Regions from separate parts of the Mus musculus genome. Here region 2 is linked to region 1. A link is a loop called in an ENCODE intact Hi-C map of the cell type or tissue named here. Cell type or tissue: heart. All regions are shown on one strand.

Region 1 (8,000 bases):
GCAGGCGGTCATGCCTAGTCAGGTGTGGCTGCCAGAACCTAGGCTTTTGCCTAGAATCTCTGGTTACAGTAGAACTTTTACAGAGGGACTAGTATACCCTGACCATTTATCCAAATTTCAAAAATATGTGATTCTGGGTGTTGGGGATTTAGCTCAGTGGTAGAGGGCTTTCCTAGCAAGTGCAAGGCCTTGGGTTGGGGCCTTAGCTCTGAAAAAAAGAAACAAAAAGACAAATTTTTTTTAAAATGTGATCTGTATGAGCACATAAAGCATATCCGGAAGCTCGGCAACAGGGAGACATTAGAGCTGCCCTTCAGGAAGCACAAGTGAAGAGCCCTTTGCCTGATGTGACATGTCAGTTCATAATTAACTTTCATTTTGTACCATCTACCTGGTGTCAGATCAGTGTCTTGTTTATTTACTTCCTTCCTTATCGTATGGAAGGGGTGTGTGTGTGTGTGTGTGTGTGTCTGTGCAAGCGCATGCTATGCTATGCCATGTGAAGGTCAGAGGATAACTTTTGGGAGTCACTTCTCTCCTTTCACCATTTGCATCCCAGGGCAGGCCATCTCACCAACTAGATAAATATCTTTTAAAGATGTCTGAAATTGTATTTGAAAGAATAGCATCCTTGTGTTACGTATTCTTCAGCTGTGTGCCTTTGGCATTCTTTGAACTAAATACCAAGGGGCTTAGGGATTTCTTTAAATCTCCTGAGAATTTCTTGATGAACCAGTTTCATGGTTTCTGATCAGTTTCACAATTGTTCCATTGTATTCAGAATAACTATCCTATTTACTTTGAATCTTTGGAAAATAATGTCTCATATTTGGCCTAATATGCAAACTAATTCTGTAACAAGATGTCTTTACCTTTTTTTCTTTCTTTCCTTTTCTTTTTTTTTTTGTTTTGTTTTTGTTTTTTGTTTTTTGAGACAGGGTTTCTCTGTAACCCTGACTGTCCAGGAACTCACTTTGTAGACCAGGCTAGCCTCAAACTCAGAAATCTGCCTACCTCTGCCTCCCAAGTGCTGGGATTAAAGGCGTGCACCACCACGCCTGGCAATGTCTTTACCTTATCGTCTGTCTTTATCTTGGTGCCAAGCTAGGAAATGCACTCATGAAAAATGACATTTACAATGAAGCCAAAGATGACTAGGGATTACTGTGGAGGGCGGGGTGTCCTGGCAGGAAAAGGCATTGGAACCAGAGCCCTGATGCTCCAGAGGGGCTGCCAAAGACTCCTGGGCTGTTGCTGCTCATTGATGAGCATTATCCTGAATTGAAGATCTGTAGCCTTATCAAGTTTTCCGTTAAAAAAATTTAAAGATAAAAAACAAAAGCCCCACTGTCTGTCTGCTGAGATAAGGAGCAGGACTAGAATAAAAGAGGAGAGGCCAGCTGGAGAGGCACCAGCTGTGCAGCATTTGAGAAGCTGTAGTGCTGTGCACTGTTGTGGCCATGGACACAGTAGACACCTTAAGTTTAAGGCTGGTAAGAAGGCGCAGTGACCAGAATTCAGATCCCTGGATCCCATATAAAAGCCAGGCAGGCATAGCAGCTGCCTATAATCTCAGCTTCCAGGAGCCATAGAAGGGTGCCCAGGGCAAGGTGGCAAGCTAGAGTCGCTGGAATTGGTGAGTCCTGAGTTCAGCAAGAGACCATTTCTCAACAGGTAAAGAGTGAGCAAGGAAGACACCTGACATCAACTTTGGGGTTCTATAAACACACACATGTGTGTACCCATACACATATGAACACATGAAAACATACACATATGTGCTCAAATAAATACAGTTAAGTAGATATGGTGATTCATACCTTCAACCCTAGCACTTTGAGTCCGACAGAACGATTTTTGTGCATTCCAGACCAGCCTGAGCCATAGAGCAAGACTCTTTTACAACAAACCAAAACAAACCAAACAAAAAACTAAACTTACCAACATTACAGGGCAAGAATAAAATTAAAACTCCAAGGTCAGTGCTGTCTCAGGTGGGAAATGTGCTTGCCACCAAGCCTGATGACCTTCGTTTGGTTCTCAAAGCCAACAGTGTGAAGGAGAGAACTGATGTAATGGTGTCTTTTGATCTCTCTGTGTATGTGTGTGTGTGTGTACACATGTGTACATATGTAAGCACAAGTGCACACATGATAAATTAATTAAAAACAAACAAAGAGGCTGAACAGATGGGTCATTGGGTGGGGGCATTTGCTACCAACCTTGACAACTTAAGTTTGGTATTCAGAACACATGGTGGAATTCTCCTTCCAAGTTTCTTCTAATCTTCACTTCGTGTGCCATGCTGTGTCCCCCATCCCCAACAAAATAAAATAAAAATTAACAAAACAAAAAATTGTCCAAGGTTGGTATGGTAGCTCATGTCTGTAATCCTAGCACTTAGAAGGTTGAGACAGGAAAATTGCTCTGAGTTCTAGGACAGTTTGGTTATAGAGTGAGAGTTTGTTGTTTAAAAGGTGTGTAAGGCTCAGTAGAGAGGTAGAAGCAGAAAGATCCTGAGAGTTCAAGCTCAGCCTGATGTACACACTGAGTCCCAAGTCAGCCAGGGTTACCTAGTGAGACCCTGTCTTTAAAGGGACTGAGGAGGAGGAGGGAGAGGAAGAGGAGGAAGAGGAAGAAGTGGGAGTAATAGCAGTAGTAGTTGGTGATAGTGCACACCTTTAATCCCAGCACAGGAGGCAGAGGCAGGTGGACCTCTGAGTTTGAGGCCAGCCTGACTCTACAGAGCAAGTTCCAGGACAGCCAAAAGACATCTTGTCTCAAAACAAAACCAAACCGAAGCTGTGTGGGGTGGGGAGTGTTAAAGAGATGGCTTAGCTGATAAAGTGCAAACATGAGGACTTGAGTGTGGATCCTCAGAACCTGTAAGAAGCCAGATACAGTGACCTGTGCCTACAGTCCCCATGCTGGGGCGACAGGCAGATCCCTGAAGCTTACTGACCACCCAGTCTGACCAAACACTTGAGCTTCAGGTCCAGTGAGACCTTCTCTCAAACATTAAACAGTAGAAAATGGTCACTGAAAGACAGCTGCTGTTAACCTCTGACCCACCCCATGCACCCCACACACACAGAAGTACACACACTACATACACAACAAGCACACAAAATCTTACATTTTTCCACTATTGCATAACAAGAAATAATAGGTGTAGTGGCATACTTCTATAATCCCATCACTTAGGAAGTAAAAGCAGGAGGATCAGAGGTTTCATATAGCCTTAGCCAGCCAAGGCGACGTAAGACTCAGCCTCAAAAAATAAACAAGGAAAAATTAAAAACTGTGGTAGCAATTTGGGGTAGAAATTTAAGCTAATGATGAAATAAAGTATATTTGACCGTCTCATTGTTTGCATAGTATCAGGATTTGTTCAGGTTCTCAGACTTAAAGGTCAGATGTTGATACTGGGGACTCCCAGTGGTCTAGCTTTTTGCTTACTTAACCTTCACAGCAACCCTGATGGCATGTCTATCACCAGTCTGTTGAAAAGCCAAGTACAGCCTCAGTGAGGCCGAGTGACAGGAACAAAGGCAAGGGTGTTGGGGTTTGTGTCCACATCCCACCTTCCTTTCAGTCTTCCTTCCATCTCCTGCTTCCTGTTGTGCTAAGAAGCCTTTGGGGCAGAGATAGTCAACAGTTAAAGTGTAGTGTAAACCAATGGCACGTTTCAGAATCCAGAGGGATTGGTTGGACCATAGAAGGCAGCGGTGGAAAGTGACTGAAGGAAAGCGAAGGCCTCAGTTCTCTTTCTTGAAGTTTGTGATAATCAGTCACTCAGTTACCTCAGGATATTCTTTAATAACAATGTATATGAAACAGCTTGTAAGCAATTAGGATTCCATCAGTAAGTTAGAACTTTCAAATCTGTTCTTATATCGCAAAAATGTGTGCTCCAAAAGGCTTTGGTGTGCTCCAGAAGGCTTCGGCTCCCTCTCTGCTGAGCCCTAGGTGTGTAAGTAGTACCTGGGGCACTGGAGCACTTACATGTATTGAAGAATAAATGAATGAATGGCACAGTACATATCTTTTTGTTTTTGTTTTCTCCTTAGTCTTAATGTCTCCATGGTCATATCCCTACACCTTCCAAAAGCCTCCACTAGATGGCAGCCATAATTCCTTATGTCCTTTTAGGGGAGGTTGACACTATCAAGTAAACAAGGTTTCTAGAATCTCAGGGCTTGTATTCAAAACAAAACTAATTAATTAGTCTATCAGCACTCTAGCAACTTTTCTTCTAAGTCTCTGAAAAAATTCGTCTATCTTTTGGTCAAAACATTTTCATCCAATTTGCAGCTCTTGATGTCTTTGATAAACCTACTGTTGTAGTTCAAGCAATTTGTTCATGCTAAGGGTCTAATTATCTAGCCACAGAGTCCTTAAGCCTGATTTCTCTAATTAGAGGTTACTTCGAGTTTCACTTCAGTTTGTGGCTGGTTTTTTCTGACAGAGAGCAAACCAAACTGGGATTGCTTCATGTCTGTATTATTTTCATATTCTGACAAGAAGCGAAGGGTCATGTCCTTCTACTGCAACTAGGACTCATTGAGTTTGTAACAGAGCTGCCACACTGTAGTCCACAAGTGGAAGCCAGCCGATGGGACACTATCTGGGATTGACCTTCTTATTTTTAAATCATTAAAGATAATTTGGAGGAGGTAGTCTGTATACACATGTACATGTTTATGAAGGCAAGACTTCAGACCCAGTATGTTTTTTGTTTGTTTGTTTGTTTTGTTTTTATTGTTTGTTTTTTTGAGACAGGGTTTCTCTGTGTAGCCCTGGCTGTCCTGGAACTCACTCTGTAGACCAGGCTGGCCTCGAACTCAGAAATCCGCCTGCCTCTGCCTCCCGAGTGCTGGGATTAAAGCCGTGCGCCACCACGCCCGGCCAGGTATGTGTTTTTAATTATTCGCTACCTTATTCTTTTTTTTTTAAAAAAAGATGTATTTATTTATTTATGTATTTATTATAAGTACACTGTAGCTGTCTTCAGACACACCAGAAGAGGGCATCAGATCTCATTACAGATGGTTGTGAGCCACCATGTGGTTGCTGGGATTTGAACTCAGGACCCAGGAAGAGCAATCAGTGCTCTTAACTGCTGAGCCATCTCTCCAGCCCTACCTTATTCTTTTTTATTACATTTTATGTATTTTGTGTGTTCACATGAGAGTAAACTTTGTGAGAGCTGATTGTCTCTGCTGTGTGGGCACTGGCTATCGAACAGGTCGTCAAGCTTGGCAGCAGGTATCCTCCCCACTGAAGCCTCTCCCCAGCCTTCTACCTTATTTTTTGAGACAAGGTTGCTCACAGAACCTGGAACATGCTAATTTAACCAAAAGCTTTAGGGATCCTCCTGTCTCTCTGCCTCTCAGACATTGCAGCCGTGCACCACTCACCGCTCATGGCTGTTTACATTGATTCAGCAGCTATTGTGCCAACTGAGCCATCTCGTCAGCCCATAACAGTAAGTTGTAATTTATCTTTAGATTAATTTAATTCAAAAAATTAAATGGTATTAAATTATTTATAAAATAAAGATAAGATTTATTAAAAAGAATAACAAGCCATAGAAAGTAGATCATGTCTGTAATATAAGCACTGTGGAGCCTAAGTCAGGAGGATTGCTCAGTGACTGAAACCATTCTTAGCGAGGTGGGTTATATGAGGCATGCAGACACGCAGAGGTCAGGCTGATGTTGGGTGTCTTCCTCAGCTGCTCCCCACTCTGTTTCTGCGGAGGCAAGGTCTCTTGCTGAACCAGGAACTTTGCAATTCTGGTTGCTTAGCTTGCTAGCTTATTCCAGGGATCCACTGTCTTCACCTTCCAAACACTGGGATTACAGGTGAACCGTCATATATCCCCTGGTTTTCATGTGAGTTCTGGGCTTTTAACTCTAATCCTCATGCTTATATAGCAAGTATTTTACTTTCTTTTTCTTTTTTTGTTGTCTTTTTGTTTTGGGGGTTTTATTTATTTATTTATTTATTTATTTATTTAATTTTTTGGCAAGTATTTTTCATAACCAGCCATCTCCCTAGCCCCATGAATTTCCTGAGCCTCTAATCATACAGTCTTTACTTGTCCAGCACTGGGATTGTAGGCATAGACTACTGTACCTAGTTTATGTAGTGCTGGGAATCAAACCTAGTACATCATCTATCCTAGGCAAGTACTCAGCAACACAACTGTGTCCCCTGTCTGTCTGTCTGCCTGCCTGCCTGTCTGTCTCTGTCTTTCTCTCTCCCTCCCTCTCTCTCCCTCCACCCCTCTCTTTGAGCTCATTGGTCTGTCTGTCTTTTTGTCCATCCCCAGCACTGGGGTTACAGAAGTGCTGTCTGTCATGCTCAGCTTTTACATGAGGGGTGGGAGTCAGCACCAAGTTCCTCATGCTTGCAAAGCAAGAACTTTGCCAACTAAGTCATTTCCCCAGTTCTCTCTTTCTCTTCTTCCTCCTTTTTTAATTAGGTTAAAGACACATAAAATTGGGCTAGGGAGATGGCTGAGTGGTTAAGAGACTGGTTGTTCTTCAGAAAACCTGAGTTTAATTCCCAGCACATACATGATACCTCATGACTGTCTCTCTCAGGGGATCCAAAGCAGTCTTATGGTCTCTGAGTCCTCCACAACCATAGTACACAGACATACATATAGGCAAACACCCATACACATAAAATAAGATAAAAATGTTTAAGAAACACATAAAGTTATCTTAACAAATTTGAAGTATATGCATCATAAACATACCATAAAATTTGCTCATTGTGGCAAATTACATTACTTTTACTAAATTTATAGCATTTTTAACCATCACTACCATCTGGTTGCAGATATTTTCATCATCCAAAGAAGTGTCTGTCTTTTTTATAAATTGGCACTCACAGATCCAGCCCTGTCTTTGTTACTTTTCTATTGCTGCAAAGATATACCACAATCAAGGAAACTTATAGAAGAAATAGCTTACTATGGTTTGCAATTCATGAGGATTAGGGACCATACCATTGTGGCAGAAGGCAGACAAAGAAGGAAGAAGGCTGGAGCCTTAGCTGAGAGCTCACACCTCATATGTGAACACAGCAGATAGAGGCAGAGGCTAACTGGGCTGTGAGACCAAGTGGCACACCTTCTCCAGGAAGGTCACATCTCTTACTCCTTTCTCAACAGTTCCACCATCTGGGAACCAAGCATTCAGACATATGAGTCTATGGTGCCGTTCTCATTCAAACCACGGCAAGCCGTAAGACAACCTCCAGTCTGCAGGAGTTCCTCTTACCATGAAGAGTACATCTAAGTCCCCAGTGGGTTTGAGAAACTGCAGATTATACTAAAGCACTTGAATGTATGTGTGCCTGTGCATGCATGTGTTTATGTATGTATATGTATATGTGAATATACATTTAACATGTATGTTTGTGTGTACTTAGGGACTAAGAAGATAGCTCAGTGGGTAAAACGCTTGCTGACAAGCCTGAAAACTGGGATTGGATTCTCAGATCCCATATAAAAACCTCCAGACAGTAGTAGTAGTAGTAGTATCTCTAGTCCCAGAATACCCTAACCAAGAGACAGGTGGAGACATGGCTGGAAGATTGTGGGCCAGCTAGCTTAATACATGCTGCAGTGCTCCTCTGTACATCATCTCCTGAGTTCTAGAGATAAAGTTCAGGTTGCCAAGTTTGTAGGGCCCTGCTTTACCAGCTTTCTCTTCAACCTGGAAAGTTTCTTAATTAAAAATTTAAAGCCGGGCTTGGTGGCGCACGCCTTTAATCCCAGCACTCGGGAGGCAGAGGCAGGCGGATTTCTGAGTTTGAGGCCAGCCTGGTCTACAGAGTTGAGTTCCAGGACAGCCAGGGCTACACAGAGAAATCCTGTCTCGAAAAACCAAAAAAAAAAAAAAGAAAAAAAATTTTTAAAAAATATTAAAAGAATTGTTCTTTTTTTGGGTATTGTTTGGTTTGCCTATCAAAAATTTGAGTCT
Region 2 (8,000 bases), 170 kb after region 1:
TGGTTGTGTGCCTCAGTTTCCCTCCACTGCCAGCTGGTCCACTTGACTTTTAGACTTGACCTGCCTTGGCTCATGAGGCCCGCAGGTGCAGTGTTTACCTATCCCAGTGCAGAGGTCTTGCCTGACACACTGCAGTTTGGTTGACTCCATAGAAAACTTGGTTGTGACAGTGGACACTAAGGGGAGGCAGGAGGAGGAGGCCCTCTGCACACGGCCCTGCTCAGACCTCTCCATCTGCGGACTTTATAGCCCAGCCCTGGAATTTTGGAAAGTTGCCCACATTTCTCTTTCAGGTTAAGCCAGAGCTTTCAGGGCCAAGCAAGCTGTAAACATGTGAGTAATGAGGACAGCTAGCTTTTCGTGTTTGTACCGGGCTTCACAGTTTACACCTCGCCTCCTCCTCCATTATCACATTTGATCCTCCGGGGCCTGCCAGGTTGCTTTGCATATGTGCATTTTAATTTCAAGAAGTCTTCCTTCCAAGTGTGTATGATGGGATGAGTAAATTGATTAATTGGCATAACTTATTTTGTACGAATCCAAACCTAATATTTATGCAGAGGAGGGAACATTTCCAGAAAAGAGGTTTCCAAACTTATTTTGAAATCTCTTTCATTCATTATTCAGCAAATATTTAAGCTCTCTCTGAGGCACTTTGCATTTGTTGTTCTACTTTCTGTTCCAAACGATCTTGTTCAAGAGGTTTGATTAGCCCCCTCTTAACCAGGAAAAAAGTATAGCTTAGAAAGTGACTTGTAGCCGGGCGTGATGGTGCACGCCTTTAATCCCAGCACGCGGGAGGCAGAGGCAGGCGGATTTCTGAGTTCGAGGCCAGCCTGGTCTACAGAGTGAATTCCAGGACAGTCAGGGCTACAGAGAAACCCTGTCTCGAAAAACCAAAAAAAAAAAAAAAAAAAGTGACTTGTTTCTGGCCTCCAAACCTGGCCTCTGACTTTCAATACTTTAACTTTTTGTTCTTGGAATTTTTTTTTTTTTTTTAAGGGTCTCACTGTGTAGCCCTGGCTGGCCTGGAACTCACTGTGTAGACCAGGTTTCAAGCTCAGATATTTGCCTGTCTCTGCTTCCTGAGTGCTGGGACTAAAGGCATGCACTATCAATGCCTAGCCTAGACCTCGAACTTCTGATACTTCTTCCTCTACCTCCGGAGTTCTGGGATTGCACAAGTAGGCGCCACGATGTATATTTTATTATTTATGTGCGTGTGTGTGCGTGTGTGTGTGTGTGTGTGTGTGTGTGTGTGTGTGTGTGGCACTTGAGTATGCCACAGCATACATGAAGCGGCCAGAGGGCAACTTGTATTCTGTTCTCTCCTTCCATCGTGTAAAGCCCTGTTCAAACTCAGATTGTCAGGTCTGGCAGCAGGTACCTTTATTTCCTGAGCCATCTTGTCTGGCCGTCCCTGTTTTTATATGGTTCTCAGGCTTGGACCCAGGGTATCAAACCCAGGACTTCATGTATGCTGGGCAAAGCACTGTACCAACTGAGCTGCCTTTAGAACCCAGGACTGGTTAACCTTTACTCTTGAGCCTCTCCCCTCTGATCTGATGCTCTGTATCGTATGGATCTTGAACTGTCCAGGCCTCATAGGAGTGTTGAGAGCTCGTGAACAGAGAGAGAAGAGGAAGCAGAAAAGAGCCTTGGAATGAGGGGAACTATCTCCTCACTGAAGTCCTCAGCTGAGATGCAGTCATTGTCAGCTGACTGCTGGAACTGTGGCCAGACCCCATACGCCAACACACAGGACAGAGCCTCCAGGAGGCCACTGCCCACCTCTCTTGGATGTCTAGGGTCACCCAGGAGTGAGTCTGACCTGACTCCCCAAGGTCAAATGGAAGTTGAGACTCGGAGTGTACCTATCCTGCTCAGACTTTGTCTGAGTCCCCAACCCAGGTCGTCACCTCTTCTTGAACATTTCTTTACCTCTTAGACCTCTGCTGTTTGGTGGCCTCCCTTCATCTCTTCAGATCTGTTTCGCTGGCCTAAGAATTGTCAGAGCAGGACCACTTCCTCCCCACATCCGAAGCAGCTTCCAACCTCTCACCCCCCCTCCCAGACCTTGCGAACCCCTGGGAATCTAGGTGGAAAGTCATCACTTCCAATCACAGCCTGCCAGGTCAGCTGTGAGACGGCGGCCAGGAAAGCCTAGTTTGGCCACCTGCCACCCAGTGCCTGCCACATCCTTCCTCCTGGCTCTCTCCACTGCAGTCTAGTGGCTTCTGTCAGGTCCCTGATGCTCTGTTCTCACTTCTTCCCCCGCCACTGCTCCTGTGACAGGCCTCAGCACATCCCTTGATAATGACCAGACAGACAGGGCCAGCTTCAGTTCTCAAGTCCTGGCTGCTGTGGCTCTGTATCTGTCCCCTTGCCCCAGGAACACTGTCCTTCAAGCACAACAGCACATTTGGCTCTGCTGTCACTATTTTGTGTTGTTTTGGAGAGAGGAGGCTGGCCTAAAACTTGATAAGCGGAGTGTGACCTTGAACTCCTAAATTTCCATCCTGCTCCCAAATCCTGAGATTTGAGCACCATAGCAGTTACCGCAGTACTGGGCGTCTAACCCAGGGCTACTTGTCTAGTCCTCATGACACATTTGAAAGCACACAGTCTCTAGCCAACTGTGAGGTCCTTGAGGACAAGAGCCAGGTTTCTGTTCAGGATGGTTTCCACAGACCAGCACAAAACCTGGCACACACCAAACATGTCTAACGAACACTTGATGGCTGACTGAGTACCTAAGAACTTGGATGCAGACAAGGAAGCCCTGGAGATAAATAAACCCTCAAGGTCAAAGAGCAGCCTTAGAGCTTTGGCTCCATCCTGCCAGGTGGGAGGCACTGTCCTGGTACCTGCCTTGTTGTGATCCCAGCACCCTCGAGGTGCATTGAAGGAACACAGTATCTGGCTAGGAAAGGCACTGAGCTCTCTGAAATATGTGCCACTGTGAGCTGCAGGCATCCTGGAAACCCAGGTGCCTGCCTCTACTGTACAGTGTGCTCTACCCCACTGCTCAGGGTCCTCTGGCCAGCTGTGGTCCATAGTACCTGGGAAGCCAAGACGCAGAATCTGTAGCTCTCCCTCAAAGATCCTCATGCTTTCTGAGAGCCCTCTTCTCTCACTTCAGCCTTGGGCCATGTGAAGACGACCTGATTTTCTCTGCTTTTCTTATGGGGAAAAAAGTAGGGAAGGCAGGTGTGGCACCTCACACTTGTAGTCTCAGAACTTGATAGGTGGAGGCACGAGGGTCAGAAGTTCAGGTCACTCTTGTCTTATAGCTTTGGAGGCCAGATTAGGATACATAAAACCTAGTAACGGAGGAGTGGGCTGAGAGTCAGCCAAGGCTGCTCTGCTCAGAGTGAGCGTGAGGACAAACACGAGCCAGTAACCATGCTTAGAGTAAATCTAGCGCCTGCCCTGTCACCTGGATATTGTCTCACTGTAAAGAGAACTTGGAGTAGTCTTTACTGGATAGTCTCTGGCCAACAGGTTAAGTGCTTGAAGCCCCTGACCTCCTCTGTCCCCAGGACCTGAGGTAACTTGGAGTCATGTTCCTGTCCTCCAGAGCCACTCTGGAAGGCACAGGCACCTAGCCCAGGGACCCTGAGTCTGAGCCAGGAGCATATGGGAGTAAGAGCTCTGGTGTTCAGAGACAGACAGTTTGTGGTCTGCTGGCCAGACTGGAGAGGGGAAGAGTGTTTGCGTGAGCGCGTGCGTGCATGTGACTGACAGTGAGAAAGCTCATGTAGGTATGCGCAGTCTTTCAGGGAAAAAATTCCAGAAAGAAGCCAGTTGGAAACTTTTTCAAGAAGTCTCCATTTGGAAGACTCCGGGCCTGGATGACTGGCAAAGGACACAAGGGATAATGGTGGCAGTGCAGGTCAGTCAGAAGCCCTGAAATCCACTCACGGCCTCTGTTGCCTGTTGTGAAATATTTAGCAAACTCAACCATGTCTTCTTTTCAGGTAAAATTTTCTTGTAGTCTAATGAATAAATCAGGCCAAACAGTGGTGGCCCACACCTTTAATCCCAGCACTCAGGAGGCAGAGGCAGGTGGACTGCTGAAGTCAAGGCCAGCCTGGTCTACAAACTGAGTTCCAGGACAGCCAGGGCTACACAGAGAAACCCTGTCTCGAAAAAAACAAAAAATAAAAATAAAAAATAATGAATAAATCAGTCCTGGTAAACGTAGTTAAAAAACACTGGGGTAGGAAGGAGTGATATTCAGGAAACTCCTAGGTCCCGTACATAGTCTAATAGCCTGGGCCAGCTTGGATTCCTCACTCACTACCCTCCTCTGGCTGCTGCATGGTTGCTGCAGCAGCTGTTGCAGCCTCAGCAGGAGCCGCGATCCAGGGCAGGCACCCCCTTCTGGCAGCCTAGGTCATGGGCTGAGCACCGAGGTCCGAGGGAGGGGCTTGCCCTAGAGGTGGGAGGCCCAGAGCAGGCCTGAGGGGGAACCCCGTGGAAAGTGGGGAGCAGACTTGTGGGTGAGAGGACATGGAGGAAACGGGGAGGAAGAGACGTGGTGGATGAGATATGCCTTAAAAGGCCAACCACGTACCCTGTACTGGGAGGGCGTACACCCCCCACCCACACAAGGGTTACAGCCACCACGCTCCTCCCACACACCACCTCCACGAGGCCCAGCGACACGCCTGCCTACCACGGGGTTCACAGCCCACGGGGTAACCAGCAGGGGCTCTGCCCTCCCCTTCTTTCTCCCTCCCTCCCTCCCTTCCTCCCTTCAGCCCCTCTAGATGGAGCCCGGCACACGTGGCGATACAGAGCGTTCTGGGCAGGTGCAGAGAGAAACCTCAGGTCTGTCTGTTGACAGTAGGGGAAAGATCCAAGCTAAAGATTCAGAGCCATAAATGCTGTGGGTGGTTTCCACTTCTGAGCTAGGAGATGTACCAGGGGCTGTTTTTTTTCTGTTTGGGGCTCTTTGTTTTCGTACCCACCCACCTCCAACCCCCCACCCCATGCACACCAAGCTACATGAGCCAACCTTAGCGACCTTCCTGCTCTGGGCCCAAGCCCTGTATTTTCTCAGTCTCAAAGAAAAGAATTGAGGCACCTAGGTGAAGAAAGGCGGCCGAATTTTCCCTACTTAATAGGAAAAGCCATACAGCCAGCTGCCTGCCGCGGAGCTGCCGGGAGAGGAGCCAGAGAAGCGTGCAGAAATGGCAGGAAGATGTCACTGCCCTCGTGTCCGGCCTATGCGGGCACAAAGAGTCCTTCCTAAAGATGGCGCTGTGGAGACCGCTGCTCCCAGCCCAGATGTCCCTCCCAGGAACTGGGATCAGTGCCCAGTCCCGGAACTTTGAGAAAAGCCAAAGAAACAGAGAAACGTGTGCATCAGGGAGTTCCTTAGGGAAGGGAAGCATGCTGACAACGTACCTACTGTGCGCCAAGCCCTGTTCATGCACTCATTGCTCACACCAGTCCTTAGAACATGTCACTTTGGATCAGTGAGGACACAGCAGAGGTTGGGGGGGGGGGGTCATGGTGAAGAGGGGATCCAGACTTAGCTGGGTGGCACATACCTTTAATCCCAGCACCTGAGAGAGGCAGATCTCAGTGAGTTTGAGACCAGCCTAGGCTACAGAGCAAATTCCTAGACAGCCAGGGCTACATGGAACAACCCTGTCCCCATCCCCCACCCCCAAAAATCCTTATCTTAACCTGAGAAAGAGCCAGGAATGGAGGGCAGTTTCCATGTTGGTAGCAGGGCCATACCATTTAGAACTGTTTGTAATTGGAGCTGTTTCCTGGGGTCTATTCCCACTGGCCCATTGTCTGTGCCCCAACACCTTTTCCTACCCCATGAGAAAGGAGTAACAGCCTGGTTCCTTCAGCCCAACCCCTGCTCTGCCCCTCCACCCTCCTGCCCCTGCTCTGCCCCTCCTCCCTCCTGCCCCTCGCTCTGAGTGAGGGCTGGGGTCAAGCAGCAGGTGATGGCTACTTCAGAGCCCCTTTTGTGTACTTGAGACCAGGGTCCAAAGGCCAGAAGCCATGCCCCTGAGTTCTGTCTTCTTCCTGTGTTCTTGGGCCCGGAACCTGGACCAGGGTCTCTTTGCTCCAGGCCTTGCCTGGCACACGGGTATGGTCTGTGTGGACGGCACATGAACAAGCAAACACTAGGAGGACCCTGATCCCATGGAGGCCCCCAGGCTCCTCTGAGCCACCCCCGTGACTCCGTCAACAGTCCTCTTGTTCTTCCCTTTCCACAGGCAAAGAACAGAAGCAGACCAACATCGAATCCATGAAAATGGAGGCAAGTGTTTTCCTCACCCACAGGGGCCCTGTGGGTCCTGATTCTAGAAGAAAACCACCTCTCTGATGGACTGTGGCGAGTGTGTGTGAGGGGCCCGAGGGTGGGTCCTGCCCCATCTTTGGTTGTTCCTTGTGAGAGGGAGAGGAAGTGGGGGTGGAGGTTGGAAGTCCCCTAGTGAGGCAGCCAGCTCATCCCCCTCCAGAGGTCAAGCACTTCCCCTCTCTGCCTTGTTCATGAGTCCCTGCCAACTCCTAATCCCTCCTCAGAGGGTCAGCCCCTCTGGCCAGGAACCAGAATTTCTATACTCTGGGATGAGTGACCCCTCTCAGTTTCCCCTCCAGGAGGAATGAACCCTGCAGAGTACCTGTGCCCACCTTAATACCTGCCTGTCTCTCTGTCCTAGGGCTCCCGGGGCCGACTGCGAGGTGGCTTGGGCTGGGAGTCCAGCCTCCGTCAGCGACCCATGCCAAGACTCACCTTCCAGGCAGGGGACCCCTACTACATCAGCAAACGGAAACGGGATGAGTGGCTGGCACGTTGGAAAAGGGAGGTGAGACGCCTTTTATCCTTGATGCCAAGTGTGGAACTGGCAAACCAAAAGCCAGTTCCAGCCGCCCTCTGGGACTTTTGTTGGGCTGTAGCTGAGACTGTTTCCCCCTACGGTTAACTCCTAGTGCTTCCAGGAACTGCTACTAGGCAGTATGAAGTTCAGTTGTCCTTTATCTTGTTATGGGTGCTAGCTGTGCATGAGGTAGTATGTGCACACAGGCAGGCTCTGTGCTTACGCGCTCTGGCAGCTGTGGATGGAGTTGATGTTCTTTCTGATGGCTGAGGACAGAACCAAGGGGAATCGGCGGCTCAGTGGGACCTGCAGTGCATGGGCAAGGCGGGTCTCTTGGAAGAGGTAACATTTGCATTGTGTAAGTGTCTAGAGAAGTGTGGACAGTGAAAGAAATGACTCAGGTGCAGGTGACAGCCATGGCGACAGGCACTTCCACTGGATTTTGGCGATGGGATCAAGGGCATGTTGATAGAAAGGTCAGAGAACTGCTACAGCCAGTACTGTAGGTCTGGCCTGGGCTGTTGCCTCTGATGGGAGGACTGGCTGGTGGGATGGCGCGTTCACTGTGGGATGCCAGGGAGCTGGAGGCTGGGCTTGGGACTGCAGAGACCACGGTGTGAGAAGGCAGGGTCTGTGGGGCCTACTCAGTAGAGGGCGGAGAGGCAGAGGCTCAGAATTTCATGCCCAGAGATGCCAACGATTTGGGGCAACGAGAAAGGAAGAGCAGCAGCCGTGGGGCTGAGGTTCCCAGGAGAGGTGCGTGTGGGCGAGTGGCTTTCTCATACAGTAGCCATGCATGCAGGCTGGGGCCATGCCCCAAGGTAGTCAAGCCTGAGAGAGCTGAAAGCAGCCCAGAGCTGGGAAAGGGAAAGGGGAAGCCACATAAAGATCTAGGCGTCCATTAGTCCCCTAAGGTCAGCTTTGGGAAGGGAGGGTGGTGGGTACCACGCCCACAGGGAGGGAAGGAAGCAGGGTTTTGACCTCAGACTATATGACAGTATGTGCTTGCTGGTCCTGGAGAAAGTTCCAAGCAAGGGGAGGGAAGGGTCATGGTTCTGGCTGCTTTATTGTTTCCAGTTCCTTTGGGATCCAGGAAGGCAGAAAGCATGCTTCTGAAAGTCTGGAGAAAGGGCAGCTCGGTCAGGG

The links. Peaks named below come from ENCODE experiments on the same cell type or tissue, not always from the same donor. Only the 100,000 strongest peaks of a DNase experiment are listed, where the experiment ranks them.
Region 2: a loop joins it to region 1, with 2.0 times the contacts of the local background. A loop is called at or near these places in 2 of 42 quality-filtered maps.

What each region holds. Positions count from the first base shown.
Region 1 is chr12:3,691,822-3,699,821 of GRCm38, forward strand. All of the region lies in intron 9 of Dtnb (dystrobrevin, beta), which reads left to right. Among named protein-coding and RNA genes, the nearest start is that of Dnmt3a, 110 kb to the right of the region's middle. In heart, a CTCF peak has its summit at 4,116 (motif pointing right); no DNase peak of the experiment used is centred here.
Region 2 is chr12:3,866,587-3,874,586 of GRCm38, forward strand. Dnmt3a (DNA methyltransferase 3A) reads left to right here. Exons shown (of 23, transcript NM_007872.4): 5 at 6,249-6,292; 6 at 6,696-6,842. Among named protein-coding and RNA genes, the nearest start is that of Dnmt3aos, 8.3 kb to the left of the region's middle. In heart, CTCF peaks have their summits at 4,387 (motif pointing left) and 5,268; DNase peaks (open chromatin) are centred at 2,215, 4,505, 5,295, 6,515 and 5 weaker places; H3K4me3 peaks cover 963 bases; H3K27ac peaks cover 6,705 bases.